Regions from separate parts of the Homo sapiens genome. Here region 1 is linked to region 2. A link is an interaction called in ENCODE POLR2A ChIA-PET data of the cell type or tissue named here. Cell type or tissue: HepG2. All regions are shown on one strand. Links, peaks and the distances in the headings refer to the core of each region. The heading gives the core; the rest is flanking DNA. Region 1 overlaps ZDHHC20 (zDHHC palmitoyltransferase 20). Region 2 has its middle 15 kb from the start of SAP18.

Evidence for each region. Peaks named below come from ENCODE experiments on the same cell type or tissue, not always from the same donor. Only the 100,000 strongest peaks of a DNase experiment are listed, where the experiment ranks them.
Region 1: POLR2A ChIA-PET joins it to region 2 with 7 read pairs; 1 of 35 experiments calls an interaction of 5 or more read pairs at or near these places.

What each region holds. Positions count from the first base shown.
Region 1 is chr13:21,431,401-21,442,716 of GRCh38, reverse strand. The region is part of intron 1 of ZDHHC20 (zDHHC palmitoyltransferase 20); the gene reads left to right. Among named protein-coding and RNA genes, the nearest start is that of ZDHHC20, 22 kb to the left of the region's middle. In HepG2, for the core only: no CTCF peak of the experiment used is centred there; a DNase peak (open chromatin) is centred at 6,676.
Region 2 is chr13:21,119,776-21,131,091 of GRCh38, reverse strand. No RefSeq gene overlaps it. Among named protein-coding and RNA genes, the nearest start is that of SAP18, 15 kb to the left of the region's middle. RefSeq lists an enhancer at 580-1,088. In HepG2, for the core only: no CTCF peak of the experiment used is centred there; a DNase peak (open chromatin) is centred at 6,061.

The DNA of each region.
Region 1 (11,316 bases), core at 5,693-8,192, 310 kb before region 2:
GTGGTGTGATCTCGGCTCACTGTAATCTCTGCTTCCCGGGTTCAAGCAATTCTTGTGCCTCAGCCTCCTGAGTAGCTGGGATTATAAGCGCATGCCACCACACCCAGCTAATTTTTGTATTTTTAGTAGAGACAGGGTTTCACCATGTTGGCCAGGCTGGTCTTGAACTCCTGACCCCAAGTGATCCACCCGCCTTGGCCTCCCAAAGTGCTGGGATTACGGGCATGAGTCACCGTGCCTGGCCACGTCAAAAGTTTTTAAAACTCAATAAAAACAGTCAGCGAGCAGGAAGATCTGAAATAAGAGCTGTTCAAACTCAGGAAAGAAATGGAAAATAAGACAGTATCAGAAACGAAGACTAAACTACAAGATGCCCAAAGGTGAACAGATGTGATTGAAGATACAGTAAAGGCATAGAGGATAGAAATGGAAAAAGCCAAGAACCTGAAATCACGATAAAGGGAAAGGTAAAAGGATTGGAGGAAAAAATGATAGATATACAAGCTAGGCTGAGATTCATTATTATAATTCACCATCTTAATGCATCTAGTAAGAAAAATCATTATTTCCATATATACCAAAAAGGAATTTGAAAAGTCCAACACATCCATTCTTGATAAACAATAAAATAGGGATACATAACGTAAACAACGTAAACAAAATTTATGATACCTAACGTAAACAAAATTTATGTACACACAAAATACTTGATAATATTCCACTATAAAACCAGGAATAATGATACCTACTATGTCTATTACTTGGTAACATTGTATTGACGGAATTAATTACCACATTCATTCAAGAGAAGATAATCAGGAGCATGAGACTTTGGAAGAGGGAAAACTATTTCTGTGTGCAGATTATCTGATAGTGTATGTTGAAAAGCCAAGAGAATAACAACAGAAAACCCAGACAAAAAGAATTGAGTAAAACGGCAGAATAAAAAAATTAGCAACAAAACCCAATACTTTTTATATATACAATAATTTAGTTTGAAAATATAGTGGAAGAGGGCTGGGCGTGGTGGCTCATGCCTGTATCCCAGCACTTTGGGAGGCTGAGGTGGGCGGATCACGAGGTCAGGAGATCAAGACCATCCTGGCTAACACGGTGAAACCCTGTCTCTACTAAAAATACAAAAAAAAAAAAAAAAAAAAAAAAAAAGCCGGGCGTGGTGGCGGGCGCCTGTAGTCCCAGCTACTTGGGAGGCTGAGTCAAGAGAATGGCGTGAACCCAGGAGGCGGAGCTTGCAGTAAGTGGAGATCGCGCCACTGCACTCCAGCCTGGGCGACAGTGCTAGACTCCGTCTCAAAAAAAAAAAAGAGAGAAAAGAAAATAGAGTGGAAGAGAACTATCCATATCTGGTAACATCAAAAAGAGAAAATACCTTAGAAAAAAAAACAAGAAAAATGTCACATTCACAAGAGGAAAACATTCTTAAAAGACCCAAAATGTGACTTGAACAAATGGAAAGACATTTCATACTTTACGTTCATAGACAGAATAATTCAACATTACAAAGATGCCAGTTCTCCCCCAATTAATGTATAAATGAATTCTAATTCCAGTAAACATTTTTTTGTTTCTGGTGCTAGACAAGTGGATACCAGAGGTCTTATGGAAAAATAAGAAAGAATAAGCAATCAGGAAATCTCTGAAAAATTAAGAGCAATAAGTAGGGGAAATCCCCCAGATTTTAAACCAAAAAGCCTTATAATTAAAACTGTGGGGGCAGGAAGTATATGAGGAACTTTCTACTTTCTGCCCAATTTTGCTGTGAACTTAAAACTACTCTAAAAAATAGTCTCTCTCTCTCTTTTTTTTTTAAACTGTGTGGTCTGGTGCATGGACAGATGTATTGACTAATGGAACAGTATATAATGTCCAGAAATAGACTAATTAAAGAAATTTAGAATATTGTAAAAATAGCACATCAAATTACAGAGGAAAAGATGGGACAATTGGATACATATTTTCTAAGAGTAAAATCAGGTCCATACCTCATGCTATGTTTTAGTATAAAGTACAAATGGATAAAATCTTTCTTTTGTCATATATATATATACACACACACACACACACACTTTTTGTTTGTTTGTTTTTGGACAGAGTTTTGCTGTTGTCACCCAGGCTGGAGTGCAATGGCATGATCTCGGCTCACTGCAACCTCAGCCTCCCGGATTGAAGTGATTCTTGTGCCTCAGCCTCCCAAGTAGCTGGAACTACAGGCGTGTGCCACCATACCTGGCTAATTTTTGTATTTTTAGTAGAGACAGGGTTTCACCATGTTGGCCAAGCTGGTCTCAAACTCCTGACCTCAGGTGATCCACCCGCCTCGGCCTCCCAAAGTGCTGGGATTACAGGTGTTGAGCCACTGCACCTGCCGTATCTTAAATTTTTAACTTTTTATTTTAAAATAATTTGACTTTTGAAAAACAGTACAAACAATAGTCATATAACCTTCACCCACATTTTCTAAGTGTTACTATTTGTCATATGTGCTTTGTCATTCATTCATTCACTCATTCTCTCTCTGAAATGTATGAGAGTAAGTTGTAGAGCTAATGCCCCTTTACCTATGTTTACCTTTATTTCCTAAGAACAAGAACATTGTCTTTTTTTTTTTTTTTTTTTTTTTTTTTTTTCTGAGAAACAGTCTTACTCTGTCGCCCAGGCTGGAGTGCCATGGCGCGATCTTGGCTCACTGAAACCTCTGCCTCCTGGGTTTGAGCAATTCTTGTGCCTCGGCCTGTTGAGTAGCTGGGATTACAGGCGCATGCCACCAAACCTGGCTAATTTTTGTATTTTTAGTAGAGATGGGGTTTCACCATGTTGGCCAGGCTGGTCTTGAACTTGTGACCTCAGGTGATCCACCTGCCTCAGCCTCCCATATTGCTGGTATTACAGGCATGAGCCACCGCGCCTGGGAATTAGAATATTATATAACCAGAGTGCAGTTATTAAAATCAATAAATTAGTATTGATTAAATACTACTCTTTAATCTGTAGGCCTATTCAGACTTCATTTGTCCACTCAGTTCCTTGTTCTGCTCCACAGTTCAGTCTAGGATCACACATTGCAGATGTCATGTCTCTTTAGTGTCCTTATATTTGGAAGAGTTCTTCAGTCTTTATTTCATAATCATGATTTTTTAAGAGTACAGGTTTGTTTTACTTTGTTTTGTTTTGTTTTGAGACAGGGTATCACTCTGTCATCACTCTGTTGCAGTGCAGAGTGCAGGCTGGAGTGCAGTGGTGTGTTCGTGGCTCACTGCAGCCTAGACCTCCTGGGCTCAGGCAATCCTCCTGCCTCAGCCTCTTTAGTAGCTGAGACCACAGGCATATGCCACCATGCCTGGCTAATATTTGAAATTTTTGTAGAAACAGGGTCCCACTATGTTGCCCAAACTGGTCTCAAGTTCCTGGGCTCAAGCGATCCTCTTGCCTCAGCCTCCTTACGTGTTGGGATTACAGGCGTGAGCCACTGCACTCGGCCAAGGTTTATTTTGTAAATGTTCCTCAATTTAGGTTTATTTGATCTTTCCTCATGATTAGATTCAGAGAATTGCAGGCATACCTTGGTGGGAAAATTGCAGGTTTGATTTCATACCACCACAATAAAGCAAATATCAAAATAAAGCAAGTCATACAAGTTTTTGGTTTCCTACTGCATATAAAAGTTACGTTCACCCTATACTGTAGTCTGTTAAGTGTGCAATAGCATTGTGTCTTTAAAAAATACTTTTTGCTAAAAAAATGCTAGCAATTAGCAGTCACCTAAGCCTTCAGCAAGTCTTGATCTTTTTGCTGGTGAAAGGTCTTGCCTCGATGATGATGGCTGCTGACTGATCAGGGAGGTTGTTGCTGAAGGCTGGGGTAGCTGTGGCAATTTCTCAAAACGACAAGAACGAAGTTTGCCGCATCTGTTGACTCTTCCTTTCACAATATTTTTCTGTAGCATGTGATGCTGTTTGACAGCATTTTACTCACAGTAGAACTTCTTTCAGAAATTGGTATCAGTCCTCTCAAACCCTGCTGATACTTTATCAACTAAGTTTATGTAATATTCTAAATGGTTTTTGTCATTTCATCAGTGTTCACAGTATCTTCACCAGGTATAGATGCCATGTCAAAAAAACCATTTTCTTTTCTCTTCCATACAAAGCAACTCCTCGTCTGTTCAAGTTTTATCATGAGGTTGCAGCAATTCCATCACATCTTCAGGCTCTGTTTCTTATTCTACTTCTCTTGCTGTTTTCACCACATCTGCAGTCCCTTCCTCCACTGAAGTCTTGAACTGTTTAGTGTCATCCATGATCTTGGACTGGAATCAGCTTCTTCTGTAGTCCTGTTAATGTTGATATTTTGACCTCCTCCCATGAAAAACGAGTGTTCTTAATGGCATCTAGAAATGATGAATCCTTTCCAGAAGGTGATCAATGTAGTTTGCCTAGATCCATCAGAGGAATCACTGTGGCATCGATAGCCTTATGAAATGTATTTCTTAAATAAATAATAAGGCTTGAAAGTTGAAATGACTCCTTGATCCATGGGCTGCAGAATAGATGTGTTAGCAGGCATAAAAACAACATGAATCTCCTTGTACATCTCCATCAGAGTCCTTGGGTTTCAAAGTGCATTTTCAATGAGCAGTAATATTTTGAAAGGAATCTTTTTTCTGAGCAGTAGGTCTCAACAGTGGGCTTAAAATATTCAATAAAGCCGCTGGGTGCGGTGGCTCACGCCTGTAATCCCAGAATTTTGGGAGGCCGAGGCGGGCAGATCACGAGGTCAGGAGATCGAGACCATCCTGGCTAACATGGTGAAACCCCATCTCTACTAAAAATACAAAAAATTAGCCAGGCGTGGTGGCGGGCGCCTGTAGTCCTACCTACTTAGGAGGCTGAGGCAGGAGAATGGCGTGAACCCGGGAGGTGGAGGTGGCAGTGAGCTGAGATTGTGCCACTGCACTCCAGCCTGGGCGACAGTGTGAGACTCCATCTCAAAAAAAAAAAAAATTCAGTAAAGCATACTGTAAACAGATGTGCTGTCACCCAGGTTTTGTTGTTCCATTTCTAGAGCATAGGCAGAGTGGATTTAGCATAATTCTTCAGAGCCCTAGGGTTTTTGGAACGGTAAATGAGCATTGGCTTCAACTTAAAGTCCCCAGCTACATTGGCTCCTGAGAAGAGTCTCCCTATTCTTTGAAGCTGGACATTGACTTCCTCTCTCTGGCTAGGAAAGTTCTAGGTGACCTCTTCTTCCAATAAAAGACTGTTTCATCTGCAGCGAGCATCTGTTATTTAGTGTAGCCACTGATATGGCGTGGCTCTGTGTCCCCACCCAAATTTCACAGTGTGAAAATGGACTAATATAGCTACCTTCATCAATTATCTCAGCTAGATCTTCTGAATAACTTGCTGCAGCTTTTACATAAAAACTTGCTGCTTCGTCCTGTACTTTTGTGTTATGGAGATGGCTTATTTCCTTAAACCTCATAAATCAACTTCTGCTAGCTTAAGACTTTTTTCCTGCAGCTTTCTCATCTCTCTCAGCCTTCACAAAATTAAAGAGAGTTAGGACTTTGCTCTGAGTTAGGCTTTGGCTTAAGGGAATGTTTGTGGCTGGTTTGGCTCTCTGTCTAGAAAACTCAAACTTTTTTTGTATCAGCCTCATTGCACTTTCTTATTCATCTATTCACTGGAGTAGTACTTTTTTTAAAATTAATTTTTTTTATTATACTTTAAGTTCTAGGGTACACGTACACAACGTGGGCCAAAGTTAGTGCCACTCCACTGGAGTAGTACTTTTAATTTTCTTCAAGAACTTTTCCTTGGCATTCACAACTTGGCTAACTTTGGCCCAAGAGGCCTAGCGTTTATCCTGTCTTGGTTTTTAACATGTCTTTCTCACTAAGCTTAGTCATTTCTAGCTGTTGATCTAAAGTGACAGGTGTGTGACTCTTCCTTTCACCTGAACACTTAGAGGCCATTGTAGGATTATTAATTGGCTTGATTGCAGTATTGTTGTGTCTCCGGAAATAGGGAGGCCCAAGGAGACGGAGAGAGATAGAGGAATGTCTGGTCAGTGGAGTGGTAGAAACACCACATTTATTAAGTTTTCCATCGTATATGGATGCAGTTGGTGGTACTCCAAAACAATTACAATAGTAACGTCACAGATCACTGATCACAGAGCACCAGAGCAGATATTATGATAATGAAAAAGGTTGAAATACTGTGAGAATTAACCAAAATGTGACACGGAGACACAAAGTGAGCACAAAGTGTTGGAAAAATAGCACAGATAGACTTGCTTAATGCAGGGTTGCCACAACCTTCGATTTGTAAAAAACATAATGTCTGCAAAGCACAATAAATCAAAGCACCTTATGAGATGTGCCTATATGTATTTTCAGCAAGAATGTCACAGAAGTAATGCTGTGTCATTATAACATTTTGGGGACCATTAATGTTGATCAACACCCAAGGTAGTGTGTGCTATGTTTCTCCATTCTATAAAGGTACAGTTTTTCTTTGTAATTAATATTCTATTAGACCACCACATCACACGGATTCCTTTTTGAGGAAGGACTTGTTGCTCAGTTTTGGTCAGTGCAGTCAGCAGATAGCTTCCAGCACTTTCTGCATGACTCATATCACCCAAGGTCACACCCTTCCTGGTGCAGCTTGCACACAATGCCTGAGTGAGATGGGGTGGAACTGCCCACTTCAGAGCTCCCTGCCGGTTGCTGAAGCCAGGACTATATTGCAGTGAGATTGCTCCCTTAGCCCAATTATACCTCTTCCCCCTTCCTTTCACATATGCTGGTCCCTAGTAAATACATTGCACCCCAAACTCTGTCTTAGCATCTGATTCCAGAGAACCCAACCTGAGTCATTTCTTATTGGGAGACATTTTGAAACCCTGTGAATAATCTGTTTGTTATTACTTTCACTTACTCCTTTTAGCATCTATTGAGAATTCTTGCTTGAAACAGTTATTACTGTCCTGGTTGCCAAATGGTGGTTTTCTAATTCCATGATTTCTTCTACATTTACTAGTTAGAATTCTACTGTATGGAAGAGATTATCCTTCTCCCATTTACTTATTTATTGATTCACTCACATATATCAGCATGCACCGGCAAATTCTATTTTGTGAATTATAATCTAACACGTATTTTATTGTTCAATTTGTCCCAGATTTGGCCAGTAGGAGCCAGTTTCCATCTTGTTTCTGTGTGCTTTGATGTGTCCTTATTGTTTTTTTAGTACTTCCTTTCTTTCTGGCAATATATTTCAGCATTGTTTGATACTTTTCCTGCCCCTGGAATTGGTCATTTCAACAGGGACCAAGAATGAATATAAAAAATGGAAACATTCAAGCATTAGAAGAAAATATGGGTGGATGATCTTAAGGCAATGAGGAAAGCCTCTAACATCTCAGAATCACCAAGCACAATAGAAAAAACAAACAAACAAAAAAGTAAGCAGATGTTTCACAGGAAAAAAAAAATGAAAATGACACATAAGCATAAGAAAAGATACTGACCCTCACTTATAAGATAAATACGAGGTAAAATTATCCTGCCATACCAAAAGATTGAAAACTTCATTGAGTAGACTGCAGAGAAACAGTCAGTTTCATTCATTGCTGGTAGAAGTATAAAATGGTACAACCCGTATAAAAGGGTTTTTGCAAAAAGCTAAAGACATGGTGGACAGATTTACTTTTGGTTCAGTAATCCCACTGTTAGGAATCTACACTGAAGATAAACTTCCACAAATAAACAACACATGCACAAGGTTATTTATTGCAACATTGTAGTGGCAAAGGATTGGCGACAACACAGATGCCCATCAATAGAAGGCTGATTGTATAACTGGAATATCCACACAACGGAATATTGTGCAATGCTTTAAAAAAAAAAAAAGGATGTCTCTGTGTGCTAATGGGTAGCGATTTCTAGAATTTGTAGGACATTTCACAAGACATCTGGCCTGATCTTTTCAAAAAGTCATCATCATATGGATTTAGGGAAGATGGTGGTAATAGTACATTATTTTTGAGTCACTCCAAATCACTGCATAAAAACAGAACATGAACAGTATCTGTAGCAAAACTAGTTTGCTAGAGAATGACAATGAGCTTCAGACAACCAAATTGACTGCAGAGATACAAATTAAACTCTAATATGAACATTAAATATTTATTTTCTTGTGGACCCAAGACTAAGACTAAATGAGGAATAATGTTTGTAATGGATACTATATGCTTTAACAATTTTGATTCAGCACAACTACTAGAGAATGGAGAGAGAATATATGAAAAAATTATTCAAACTTTTAAGTAATCATATTACTGGCAGTGTTATTGTCATTATCTCGAGATTATTGGGTAAGCAATATGGGGTATTCTAATTCTTCATCCCTTGTGTCCTTGAGAACCAGAATTCTCAATGGAAAAAGGAGATACAAATGTGAGATAGAAGATGTTAAGTAAAAACCCTGTAGACTTTAATTTTAATTGGAAATATCGGTATCAACTTATCAGGTATTTAATCTTCCTTTTAAAATGGTGTGCACGCACACACACAGACACACAGACACACACACACACACACGTAGGAAAGGAAAACAAACCCTGTTGATTACCAGACTAGTCATTTATGTAGAAAATCCCAAAGAAACTGCAAACAAGCTACTAGAACCGAAAAGTGAATTGAGCCAGCATACAAGGTCAATAAAAAAACTAAAACATATTTCTAAATACTATTCTATAGCAATGAGTAATTAAAATTGGAATTTTTAGAAATGCTGTTTATAATAGCATCAAAAACATGAAATATTTTAGGGATAAGTCTAATAAAATATGTGCAAGATTCTGTGTGATAGAGAAAATCTAAAATGGAGAGCTACGCCATGGTCATGGGCTGTAAGACAATATTTCAAAGACATTACTTCTCCCCAAGTTGATCTGTAAGTTCAGCCAGTCAAAATCCAGGCATCAGCCAGCACTGGATCTCCCAGAACAAACAAACAAAAAACAAAACCAGGCAGATTTTTGTTTGTGAATTCCCGCCTCCCACCCCCACCAGATGGAGTCTTGCTCTGTCACCCAGGCTGGAGTGCAGTGGAGTGATCTCGGCTCACTGCAAGCTCCGCCTTCTGGGTTCACGCCATTCTCCTACCTCACCCTCCTGAGTAGCTGGGACTACAGGCACCCGCCACCACGCCCGGCTAATTTTTTGTATTTTTAGTAGAGATGGAGTTTTACTGTGTTAGCCAGGATGGTCTCGATCTCCTGACCTCATGATCCGCCCGCCTCAGCCTCCCAAAGTGCTGGGATTACAGGCATGAGCCACCATGCCTGGCCTTGTTTGAGTATTTTTTTAAGGAAATCAATAAGATGAGTTTAAAATTTACATGGGCCAGACACAATGGCATGCAAGCTGTCTAGCTACTCAGGAGGCCTATAGTCCTAGCTACTTGGGAGGCTGAGACAGACAGACTGCTTGAGCCCAGGAGTTTGAGACAAGCCTGGGCAATACAGCAAAATCCTGTCTCTAAAAAAGGTAAAAATAAGTAAGTATTTATATGGAAATGCAAACCTAAAATAGCCAAAATACTTTTGAAAAATAATAAGTTGGAGGACCCATACTATCTGATTTCAAGATTTACTGAAAGCTATATGTAATCAAGACTGTAGTATCTGAGTAAGAATGGACATATAGACCAGTGGAACAAAATAGAGTTCAGAAATAAACCCTTACACGTATAGTCAGTTGATTCCCATAAGAAAATTCCAGGTTAATTTAATGAAGAACAAATAGTTATTTCAACTAACACTGTAAGAACTATTCACCATTCATATGTAAAAAAATTAACCTCAACCTTTACCTGTACCATATACAAAGTATCAACTTTTTAAAATGGATTACATGGGGGGGCATGGTGGGTCACACCTGTAATCCCAGCACTTTGGGAGGCCATGGTAGGCGGATCAGTTGAGGTCAGGAGTTCAAGACAAGCCTGGCCAACATGGTGAAACCCTATCTTTATTAAAAATACAAAAAAGTTGTCCAGGAGAGATGTCTCATGCCTGTAATCCCAGCACTTTGGGAGGCCGAGGCAGGTGGATCACGAGGTCAGGAGATCCAGACCACCTTGGCTAACATGGTGAAACCCCATCTCTACTAAAAAACACAAAAAAAATTAGTCAGGCATGGTGGTGGGCGCCTGCAGTCCCAGCTACTCAGGAGGCTGAGGCAGGAGAATGGTGTGAACCCAGGAGGCAGAGCTTGTAGTGAGCCGAGATCACGCCACTGCACACCAGCCTGGGCTACAGAGCGAGACTCTGTCTCAAAAAAAAAAAAAAAATTAGTGGGACACTGTGGTGCATGCCTTTAGTCCCAGCTACTTGGGAGGCTGAGGCAGGAAAATGGCTTGAACCAGGAAGCGGAGGTTTTAGTGAGCTGAAATCGCACCACTGCACTCCAGCCTGGGCGACAGAGCGAGATTCTGTCTGAAAAATAATAAAATAAAATATGAAATAAAATGAGAGCAAGACTCTGTCTCAAAAATAATAAAAAATATGAAATGATATAAAATGAAAATGAAATATATTACAGACCTAAATATAAAACCTATAAAACTTCCAGAAGAAAACATATGAGAAACTGTGACTTTCATAGGTTGGCAAAGATTTCCCAGGCATGAATGATAAAAGAAAAAAATTGATAAATTAAATTAAGACTTCATCAAAATTAAGAGTTTGTGCTCTTCAAAAGACACTGTTAAAAATATAAAGAGGCAAGTTATGGCCTAGGAGAAAATATTGGCACACACATATCAAGATTTGTATCCAGAATATATGAAGAACTCATGACTCAATAAGCAATACAGTTAAAAGAGGGGCACCATTGAACATATAACTTCACAAATAAGGGATAGTGATTGTTAAACACATGAAAAGATGCTGTAGTTATTAGAAAAACACAAAAGTGAAATGAAGATACCACTGCATATTTTTTAGAACAGCTAAATTTTAAAAACTGTCAATTCTAAGTATTGGTGAGGATGTGGAGCAACTATAACTCTGATCCATTGTAAGTGGAAGTGCCAAACACTTTGTGCCAAATACAGCCACTTTGAAAACAGTTTGGCTGTTACTGGTAAAGTTAAGCACATATTTAACATTAGACCCAGCAATCCCATTTTTAGATATTAAGTAATGAAAATTGATATTGTTTGGCTGTGTCCCCATCCATATCTCATCTTCAGTTGTACTCCTGTAATTTCCCCTGTGTTG
Region 2 (11,316 bases), core at 5,098-7,597:
TCTCAGAACTCCTGACCTCAGGTGATCCACCTGCCTCAGCCTCCAAGGGTTCCCAAAGTGCTGGTGTCCGGTGGGTTCGTGGTCTCCGTGACTTCAAGAACGGAGCCACGGACCCTCGCGGTGAGTGTTACAGCTCTTAAAGATGGCATAGTGAGTGTTACAGCTCTTAATGACCGCAGGGACCCGAAAAGTGAGCAACAGCAAAATTTATTGGGAAGAGGGAAAGAGCAAAACCTCCACAACCCAGAAAGAGACTGGAGCTGGTTGCAACTGCTGGCGGAAGCAGGGGGCGGTGGAAAAAGGGGGAATGGCCAGCTTTTATTCTTTTATTTGTCCCTGCCCATGTCCTGCTAATTGGTCCATTTTCCAGAGCGCTGATTGGTCCATTTTACAGAGTGTTGATTGGTCCATTTTACAAACCTCTAGCTAGCTACAGAGCATTCATTGGTGCATTTTTACAGAGTGCTGATTGGTGCATTTTACAAACCTCTAGCTAGCTACAGAGCGCTAATTGGTGCATTTTACAATCCTAGCTACAGAGTGCTGATTGGTGCATTTTACAATCCTCTTGTAAGACAGAAAAGTTCTCCAAGTCCCCACTCCACCCAGGAAGTCCAGCTGGCTTCACCTCTCACTGGGATTACAGGCATGAGCCACCAGCCTGGCCAGAACTCTGTATTTTTACAAATGAGCACAAGTGCTTGTTTGGCATCAGCACTACAGGCAATGCTGCCATGAATCAGTCCTGATCCTCCTAACTGTTCTTGCTGTGTCACCCCTACTGGCATTCTTCACGCTATAGCCAGAGGGGTAGTGTTTTAAAAGTCCTAATCCCTTGATTAAAAACCTTCAAAGTATCCATTGTACTTTGGAACAAAAGCTAACTTCCATACTAAGATACTGATGACTCCTCCACCCTCCTCTCCCGCCATCCTCCTAATTCACTGCTCTGCAGCCCTGTGGGCCTTCCCTACCAGACCAGGACGTTAACATTTGCTGCTTCCTCTGCCTGAGACAATCTTCCCCCACACCCTTGTCCCATCCTCAGTCCTCACTCACTCTATTATCAAAGTAATCTCAGAGAGGCCTTTCTCAGCTTTAGTAATGTAGAGTTCTCTCTGCCTCCCTCCTCCATCAGCAATCGCTTGTTTATTTCTCATAGCATCTCTCGTTTCTGATTTATGTGACTTATGTCACCCTCTCTTTATAGAATGTAAACTGCCTGAGGGCAGAGGCTCTGTCTTACCTCTGCATCCCCAGCTCCTAGCCCAGTCCACAGAGCCTACCTAGCACATAGCTAGTGCTCAGTTAATGCCTATTGAATTATATCAATGAACAGTTGGATAAATTACTAGGCTGTTCCCACCAATTAGACCCTAAGGTGTAGGATTTGGAAACCCACTTACTTTTAAGCCAGTGGAACAGAAAAAGGGGTGGCATTGTCTTTTCAGAGAGTTGAAATGTCTCTCATTTTAATCCCTAATTTAAGCATTTGAATGATTAGATGGAAAATGGTTTTCAAACAGACATCTACTTCCTCAAGAGTCTGCAGAGTGTCAGCAACATATTTACCAGAGGCAAGCTGTAGAGGCCTCCTAAAGTGCTGGGATTACACAAGTGAGCCACCGCTCCCAAATAAATGTATAACTGGTATTAAAATATGTGTTACATGGTTAAAGACATTTTAGGGCCAGACGCAGTGGCTCACACATGTAATGCCAGCACTTTGGGAGGTCAAGGTGGGCAGATCACTTGAGGTCAGGAGTTCGAGACCAGCCTGGTCAACATGGCAAAACCCCATCTCTATAAAAAATATGAAAAAGTAGCCAGGCGTGGTGGTGCATGTCTATAGTCCCCACTCCTTGGGAGGCTTAGGTGGGAGGATCACTTAAGTCTAGGAGACTGAAGCTGCTGTGAGCCAGGATTGCACCACTGCACTCCAGCTTGGGTGACAAGATGAGATCCTGGCTTAAAAAAAAAAAATAGATCAGTATCTCTCATGAACACAGAGGCAAAAATCCTCAACAAATATAAGCAAATTGTATCCAACAATGTTGTATTAAAAAACCATAACCAAGTGGGATTTATCCCAGGTATGCAAGGCTGGCTCAATATTTAAAAATCAGCTGATGTTGCTGGGCGTGGTGGTTCACACCTGTAATCCCAGCACTTTGGGAGGCCGAGGTGGGCGGATCACAATGTCAGGAGTTTGAGACCAGCCTGACCAACATGGTGAAACCCTGTCTCTACTAAAAATACAAAACAAAATACAAAAACCCCATCTCCACTAAAAATACAAAAATTAGCCGGGTGTGGTGGCAGGTGCCTGTAATCCCAGCTACTCAGGAGGCTGAGGCAGGAGAATCACTTGAACCCAGGAGGCGGAGGTTGCAATGAGCCAAGATTGGGCCACTGCACTCCAGCCTGGGCAACAGAGCAAGACTCCATCTCAAAAAAATAATAATAATAAAGAAGGAAAATAATATCATATCAATAATATAAAAAAAAGCATTTGACAAAATCAAACGCCCATTCATGATAAAAAAAACTGTCAGCAAACTAGGAATAAAGAGGAACTTCCTCTGCTAGATAAAGAACATCTACAAAAAGCCTACAGCTAACATCATATTCTTAATGGTGAGAAATTAGTCCTCCCCCTAAGATGAGGAACAAGGAAAGGATGTCCCTTCTCACTACTGCTTTTTAATATTGTATTAGAAGTCCTAGCTAATGCAAGATGAGAAAAGAAAAGTAAAGGTAGACAGATTGGGGAGGAAGAATTAAAACTGTTGTACTGGCTGGGCATGGTGGCTTATGCCTGTAATCCCAGAAATTTGGGAGGCTGAGGCAGGCAGATCACTTGAGCCCAGTAGTTTGAGACTAGCCTGGGCAACATAGCAAAACCCTGTCTCTATTTATATAAACTAGTTTAAAAAAAAAAAAAAAGAACTGTTGTAGTTTGCAGGTGACATGATTGTTTATGCAGCTAAATAAAAAACATTGACAATACCAAATGCTGAGGATGTAGAGCAACAGGAAATTTCATTCATTGCTGGTGGAAATGCAAAATGGTACAGCCACTTTGAAAGACAGTTTGGCAGTTTCTTACAGAACTAAACATACTATTATCATACAATTCAGCAATCATGCTCCTTGGTATTTACCCAAATAAACTGGAAACTCGTGCCTATAACCCCAACACTTCGGGAGGCTGAGTCAGAAGGATTGTTTGAGCCCAGGACTTCAAGATCAGCCTGGACAACATAGTAAGACCCTATCTCTACAAAAAAATTTTAAAATTAACTGGGTATGGTAGTGTGCACCTGTGGTCCCAGCTACTTGGGAAGCTAATGTAGGAGGATCACTTGAGCCCAGGAGGTCAAGGCTGCAGTGAGCTATGATTGTGCCACTGCGCTCCAGCCTATGTGACAGAACAAGACCCTGTCTCAGAAAAAAAAAAAAAAAAAGAGAAAGAGAAACACACAGGGCCCTGAAGTGATGCCAAATGAGAAGAGACAGCCTGGAGATCTGGGAGATGGGGCTTGCAGGCAGAAGGTGAGCTCTGGGAAGGGGCTGAGATGGCCCAGGCTGCATGTAGGGAGAATGAAAGCAAGCCAGGCCAGCCACGCGCAGTGGCTCACGCCTGTAATCCCAACACTTTGGGAGGCCGAGGCGGGCAGATCACCTGAGGTCAGGAGTTCGAGACCAGCCTGGCCAACATGGTGAAACCCTGTCTCTACTAAAAATATAAAAAAAATTAGCCAGGCGTGGTGGCGGGCACCTGTAATTCTAGCTACTCAGGAGGCTGAGGCAGAAGAATCACTTGAACCCGAGAGGCAGAGGTTGCAGTGAGCCGAGATTGCGCCATTTCACTCCAGCCTGGGGGACAGAGTGAGACTTTGTCTCAAAAAGGAAAAAAAAAAAAAGAAGCCAGGCCAGGGGCTGGAGCAGGGAGGACAAAGGACAGAAAGGCCAGAGATGTGGGCAGGGGCCAGGTCACCTATCTGAGACCATGACAGGAGTTTGAATTTTATTTTAATTAGAATAAGAGTCATAGCAGTTGGGATTCTTCTTGCAAACATGGAAGGACTCTGGCCAATTTAAGAAAAGGAATGGACTGAAAAAGCAGCTCATAGAACCACCAAGAAGGCTGATCGATTAGGCTTAGAAAAACACACAACCACTCTGTGAGGTTGGGCAGTCAGCAAAACAGGCAGAATCACCTCCCAGAGCTGGTGCAGAGGGCATGCCCCAACCAGAGTGACTATGTTGCCCAGGCTGGTCTGGAACTCCTGGGCTCAAGTGATCCTCCTGCCTTGCCCTCCCAAACTGCTGGGACTACAGGTGTGAGCCACTGTATGGGGCTTCACTCACATTCTTGACAGCCAGATTCAAGTTCTGAAGAATATTTATTTTAATCAACTTTCAAAACTCTTAAGTCCTGATCAACGAAAAGGGAGAAAAAGCAAATAAGTAGGCATGTATTGTATGTGGAAGGTATTTCAAAATGGCCAGCCAGGAGAGAAGACAGTAACTCTAGTGCACACACCATTTCACTCAGGGAAAGTCACAAAAGTCAGCCACAACCCCAGGCTATGAAAGGAGTCAAGGTGGCTGTTACAGGCCAGGTGAACACAACTTTAAATGGCATCAGTTCAAGACCATTACATTGTGGGACTGGAAATAGTTACTAGATTATTTCTGGGAGTAGTAGAAGTAGTGAAGTAGCAATATGAAAACAGTTGAGATGTCCGCCTTATTTAACCCTTAAACCAGAGGTTTTCAATTGTGGCTGCATATTAGAAGCACCTGGGAATCTTAAAACAACAATAACAACAAACAACGGAAACCAACACCTCCAGGGAAAGCCCAGGACCTCAGCTGTTTCGAGGGCTCCCTGGGGTTGGGAATCATTCCCAAAGCTTGGTGCTCACTGACTTGGGAAGGCGAGAGGTTTGAAATTCAAGCAGCCAGGAAATTTCTGTGCAAGGCCTGCCAATGCTTTGGACATCTCTTCATTATTTACAGTTCTGAGTTCAAAGAATTTTTAAGACTTAAAAATTACCAGATCCACACGAGGTCAGGAGATCAAGACCATCCTGGCTCACATGGTGAAACCCCGTCTCTACTAAAAAAATACAAAAAATTAGCTGGGCGTGGTGGCGGGCGCCTGTAGTCCCAGCTACTTGGGAGGCTGAGGCAGGAGAATGGTGTGAACCCGGGAGGCAGAGCTTGCAGTGAGCTGAGATGGCGCCACTGCACTCCAGCCTGGGTGGCAGAGCAAGACTCCATCTCAAAAAAAAAAAAAAAAAAAATTACCGGATCCAAATTTTTGCTTGATCTATTCTGGTGGGTAGTATCACAAGCCTTTATTTTGTTGTTGTTGTTGTTGTTTTACAAATTTACATTTTAATTGCCTTTATTTATTTATTTGAGACGGAGTTTTGCTCTTGTTGCCCAGGCTGGAGTGCAGTGGCTCAATCCTGGCTCACTGCAACCTCTGCCTCCCAGGTTCAAGCGATTATCCTGACTCAGCCTCCCGAGTAGCTGGGACTACAGGCACACACCACCACACCTGGCTAATTTTTGTATTTTTAGTAGAGACAGGGTTTCACCATGTTGTCTAGGCTGGTCTTGAACTCCTGACCTCAGGTGATCCGCCCACCTCGGCCTCTCAAAGTGCTGGGATTACAGGCATGAGCCACTGTGTCCAGCCTGCCTGTCTTTACAAAGAAAAAATAATTAAGCCTTGAGAATTTGTAATAGTTATATTTTTCTTTGTAACCATAATCTTTAGGCTTTTAATAACATCTAGTTTGTAACTCAGCTTAATTTTTTTTCTCTGCTAAGGTATGATGGTAGGGTGTGTAACTGTAAATTTGTAATTTATACTGAGGGTATGAGTTGGGCATGGCAGGGAAGCCGCTGGGACCCTACAGTGGACTATTTGTCATTCTTCAGGACAAAGGGAATGACAGCAGCCAGCGCTTCCTGCCTTGTACTCACACACTGGAGTGTGCTGAAGCGTACTGAGGAGGCAGGGCCGTCTCAGATGCCCCATCCTGCTCCTGACTTCGCAAGCTGCCACTCTGGGCAGTGTGCCAGCACAGGGGGAGCAGACACAAGCTCAGTTGCTCAGCGAGTTATGTGGGCTTTGCAACCATTGGAAACTCCAGAAACCTTAGCTTCACAGCTTGGAGAAAAGGAAAGTTTTGGTTGTCAGCGTACTTAATGGTGGTCCTAAAAAGGCTGCCTGCAGAGAGCACATTTTAGTAGGATTGGGATGGGGCACACCTGGCCTGTGGACCAGGCCCTGAGAAATAGCCTGTCGGGGGGCGGGGGGGGGGGTCAGGAGATTCACAGAAAGAGTGAGTATAATGAAGAGAGCTGAATTCCTGATTAGAAAGAAGTTTTTTGTTGTTGTTGTTGTTTGGTTTTTGGTTTTTTTTGAGATGGAGTCTCGCTCTGTCGCCCAGGCTGGAGTGCAGTGGCGCTATCTCGGCTCACTGCAAGCTCCGCCTCCTGGGTTCACGCCATTCTCCTGCCTCAGCCTCCCGAGTAGCTGGGACTACAGGCGCCCGCCACCATGCCCGGCTAATTTTTCTTTTCTTTTTTTTTTTTTTTTTGTATTTTTAGTAGAGACAGGGTTTCACCGTGGTCTCGATCTCCTGACCTCGTGATCCTCCCGCCTCGGCCTTCCAAAGTGCTGGGATTACAGGCGTGAGCCACCGCGCCCGGCCAGGTTTCTAATGGAGTGTGCTAGACATTAGGGAGCTTTCTCTCCCTCTTTTTATCTTCAGCCACGGTTTATCTCCACTGCCTTCCTCGGAATCCTAGAACTGCATTTCCCAGACCCTCTTGCCTCCAGGGTTCCAGGATTTACATTCTGCCAAGGACCAAGTTTAGGTACTCCTGCATTATTTGAAAGACAAAGGGATGCCGAGGCCGCAAGCAGGGGGCATGTGGGGACCTCAGCACACCTGAGGCCTTGCAGCCACCTCCAGGCACCCGCTGCGAGGCTGCCCCTCCCTGTTGGGCGTTTGAGCATCATGGAGGTTTCTGACCAGGGAACAGGGGGCAGCAATTTCCTAGGTCCCCGTCCCATAGCTGTCATGATGAACCTGGAAACTAACACCTTACTTTCCTGGATTTTTTCATGCTACTTAGCATCTTTCTTCATGCTGTTTTGACAAACTTCCCTGGATTTTTGCTCCTTTAGACCTGCCAGCAGTTTTTACAGTATCTGATTCCGTAATTTAAATCCCTTTCTGCTTAAAATATCTAGAATGGTTTGTTTTTCCAATTGAACACTGCGTGTTTGGTGCCAGAAGTGGCCCCAGGAAACAACTCTCAAATGTGGGTGTCTCAGTCTGTTCAGGCTGCTGTAGCAAAACAGCTTAGACTGCGTAATTTATACACAACAGAATGTCTTGCTCACAGTTCTGGAGGTGGGGAAGTCCAAGATCAAGGAGCCAGGTATTCAGTGTCTGGTGAGGGCCCGTTCCTCTTAGATGGCACCTTCTATGTGTCCTCACATGGCAGAAGGGCAAAAAAGGGCAAACAATAGCCAGGCATGGTGGTGGGTGCCTGTAATCCCAGCTACTCGGGAGGCTGAGGTCTGAGAATTGCTTCAACCCGGGAGGTGAGGTTGCAGTGAGCTGAGATCACGCCACTGCATTCCAGCCGGGTGACAGAGGGAGACAGAGGGAGAGCCAGGTGCAGTGGCTCACTCCTGTAATCCCAGCACTTTGGGAGGTCGAGGCAGACGGATCACCTGAGGTCGGGAGTTCAAGACCAGCCTGACCAACATGGAGGAACCCCGTCTCTACTAAAAATACAAAATTAGCTGGGGGTTGTGGCACATGCCTGTAATCCCAGCTACTCAGGAGGCTGAGGCAGGAGAATCACTTGAACCCAGGAGGCAGAGGTTGCAGTGAGCCGAGATTGCACAATTGCATTCCAGCCTGGGCAACACACCTGTAATCCCAGCACTTTGGGAGGCCGAGGTGGGTGGATCATGAGGTCAGGAGATCAAGACCATCCTGGCCAACATGGTGAAACCCCATCTCTACTAAAAATACAGAAATTAGCTGGGTGTGGTTGGCACATGCTTGTAATCCCAGCTACTTGGGAGGCTAAGGCAGGAGAATCGCTTGAACCTGGGAAGCAGAGGTTGCAGTGAGCAGAGATCACACCACTACACTCCAGCCTGTAACAGAAACAAGGACACTAATCACATTCATGAGGAGTCCATCCTTATGACCTGATCATTTACCAATGATCTCAACTCTCAATACCAACACAGTGGGGACTATTCAACATAGGAATCTGGCAGGGGGCAGGGGACGGGGAGTAGGGGGGAGGGGCGGAGGTTGTGGGGGCGGGGCGGGGAACAAACCCTAAGGCCAAAGCAGTGAGGTTCTGGGGTTGGCTGTCTGAGGTGGTTGGGTTGGAAGGCAGTGGCAAGCTCCTCTTGGTGGAAATGGGATCCTGGAGGGGCATAGCATGCAGTGATCACACAGTGACCTCAATTATTATCTGTGTGTGCCAGGAATAAAGGCAATGCTTTGTGAATGCAGGTGGCCACTGGGAGAGACACAATGGTGGGAATGGTGCCTACTGGGATTGAGGAGGGAGCCTCAGCCTCCCAAAGTGCTGGGATTACAGGCATGAGCCACCGTGCCAGGCCAAATTTTTTTTAAGTATAGGAAAATATCTATAATACAGCTCATAAAATATTATCCATAATGTAAGAAAATGCATAGGAAAAGTGGGAGACATATTCTCTTTTTTTGGACACATATTCTAAGAAAAATATAACATATTGACAAAAGGGCTAATATCTTTTTTTTTGAGACAGTCTTGCTCTGTCACCCAGGCTGGAGTGCAGTGGTGCGATTTCAGCTCACTGCAAGCTCTACTTCCTTGGTTCATGCCATTCTCCTGCCTCAGCCTCCCAAGTAGCTGGGATTAAAGATGGACACCACCATGCCCAGCTAATTTTTTTGTATATTTAGTAGAGACAGGGTTTCACCATGTTAGCCAAACTGGTCTTGAACTCCTGACCTCAGGCAATCCGCCCGCCTTGGCCTCCTAAAGTGTTGGGATTACAGTCATGAGCCACCGCGCCCGGCCAATATCTTTAATATGTAAAGAATTCATAAGAAAAAAACCTCCAACTCCAATGGAAAAAGAAAACAAAAATTGAATTCATCCACTTGATAAATATTTATTGAATACTTCCTGCATTTGAGGCTCTGTTTAGGCTCTGCAGATGTTCAGTAAACAAACGAGAAAAAAACTCTGTCCCAGTGAAGTTTATAGTCATATGAAGAAGACAGGCAATAAAAAGAAGAAAATAAATAAGTGAATAATAGATCATGTTACAAAGCGGCCACGCATGGTGGCTCATACCTGTAATCCCAGCACTTTGGGAGGCCGAGGTGGGCAGATCAGCTGAAGTCAGGAGTTTGAGACCAGCCTGGCCAAAATGGTGAAACCCAATCTCTATTAAAAATTAAAAAACTAGCTGGTGTGGTGGCGCATGCCTGTAATCCCACCTGCTTGGGAGGCTGAGGCACGAGAATCACTTGAATCTGAAAGGCAGAGGTTGCAGTGAGCCAAGATCATACCACTGCACTTCACCCTGGGCAACAGAATGAGATTCTGTCTCAAAAAAAAAAAAAAGAAAAAAAGAAAAAAAAAGATTATATTATGAAGTGATCATTGTGGAAAAGGTAAAGCAGGGTAAGGGGCTTGGAGTGTTTGGGTAGGCATAGATGTTGCATTTTTAAGTGGGGACATTGGCCTGGCATGGTGGCTCACACCTGTTATCCCAGCACTTTGGGATGCTGAGGCAGGTGGATCACTTAAGGTCAGGAGTTCGAGACCAGCCTGGCTAACATGGCAAAACTGTCTTTACTAAAATAAAAAATTAACTGGGTGTGATGCGCATCTGTAGTCCTAGCTACTCAGAAGGCTGAGGTGGGAGGATAACGTGAGCCTGGGAGTTTGAAGTTGCAGAGAGCTATGATCGTGCTACTACACTCCATTCTGGGCGACAGAGCGAATAATCCCACTTCATAAAAATCAATCACCATAAGCAAAGTTAAAAAACAAATGACATGGCTGGGCGTGGTGCATGCCTGTAGTCCCAGCTACTTGGGAGGCTGAGGCAGAGGGGATCACTTGACCCCAGGAGTTCAAGGGTGCAATGAGCCCTGATTGTGCCACATCACTCCTGCTGGATGACAGAGCAAGACCCTGCCTATAAGCAGCAAACAAACGACAAACCAGAAAAAGATACTGGAAACTATGCCACAGACACGGGGCTATTCTAACTTCTTCTTATTATTATTATTTTAATTTCTATTTTTTTAGATTTTTTTGTAGAAACAAGGTTTCACCATGTTGCCCAGGCTGGTCTCGAACTCCTGGGCCCAAGCAATCCTCTCATCTTGGCCTCCCAAAGTGCTGGGATTGCAGGTGTGAGCCAATCTGTCCGGCCCTCTCTGACTTATAAGGAGTTCTTAGAAATAGAAAAGATTAATCCAAATGAAAAATGGGCAACGGACACAGTTTATAGAACAAGAAATGCAAATGGCCCTGGAATCAATGAACGGATGCTCAACCTCTCTCATGTAAGAGAAAAGTAGGCACATTAAAACTTGACGGAAATACTGCTTTCTACCTATTGCATCAGCAAAAACCCAAACGTTGAAGAAACAGGAGCTTTCCTAAGTTGCTGATGAAAATGTAAAATGTTACCACCCCAATAGGGAACACTTTGTCAATGCAGTATTTAATCCAACTTAAAAATATGTTTGACTCTGCAACCCCTTTTCTGAGTACTAATCATTCAGATACACAAACACGTATACAAAAGGCTATGGTTACAAGCTTGACACAACAAAAGACTTTAAACTAAAAAACCCAAATGCTCATCCGTCAGAGTTTGGTTAAATAAACTATGGCCCATTCACAAAAAGGAATATAATGCAGCAGTAAAAAATAATGAGGATATTATCATTGTCCAGGATATACCATTAAATGAACAAAAGCAACGTGCTGAGTATTGTAGACAGAGCGCTACATTTTATTTATAAAACGGGGAGGGGGAGGAGTAAGTAAGCACATTTGCATTGGTTTGTTCATGAATGAACATAGGAAAGGTCCATGAGGAACTAATACAAGTAGAAACCTATAGAGACTGTATACCTTATTTTATGTATGTATATGTATATATACACGTAAATATAATTATTAATATTTTATACTTATTGTACTTATTTTATAAACCTTATATTTACTAATAAA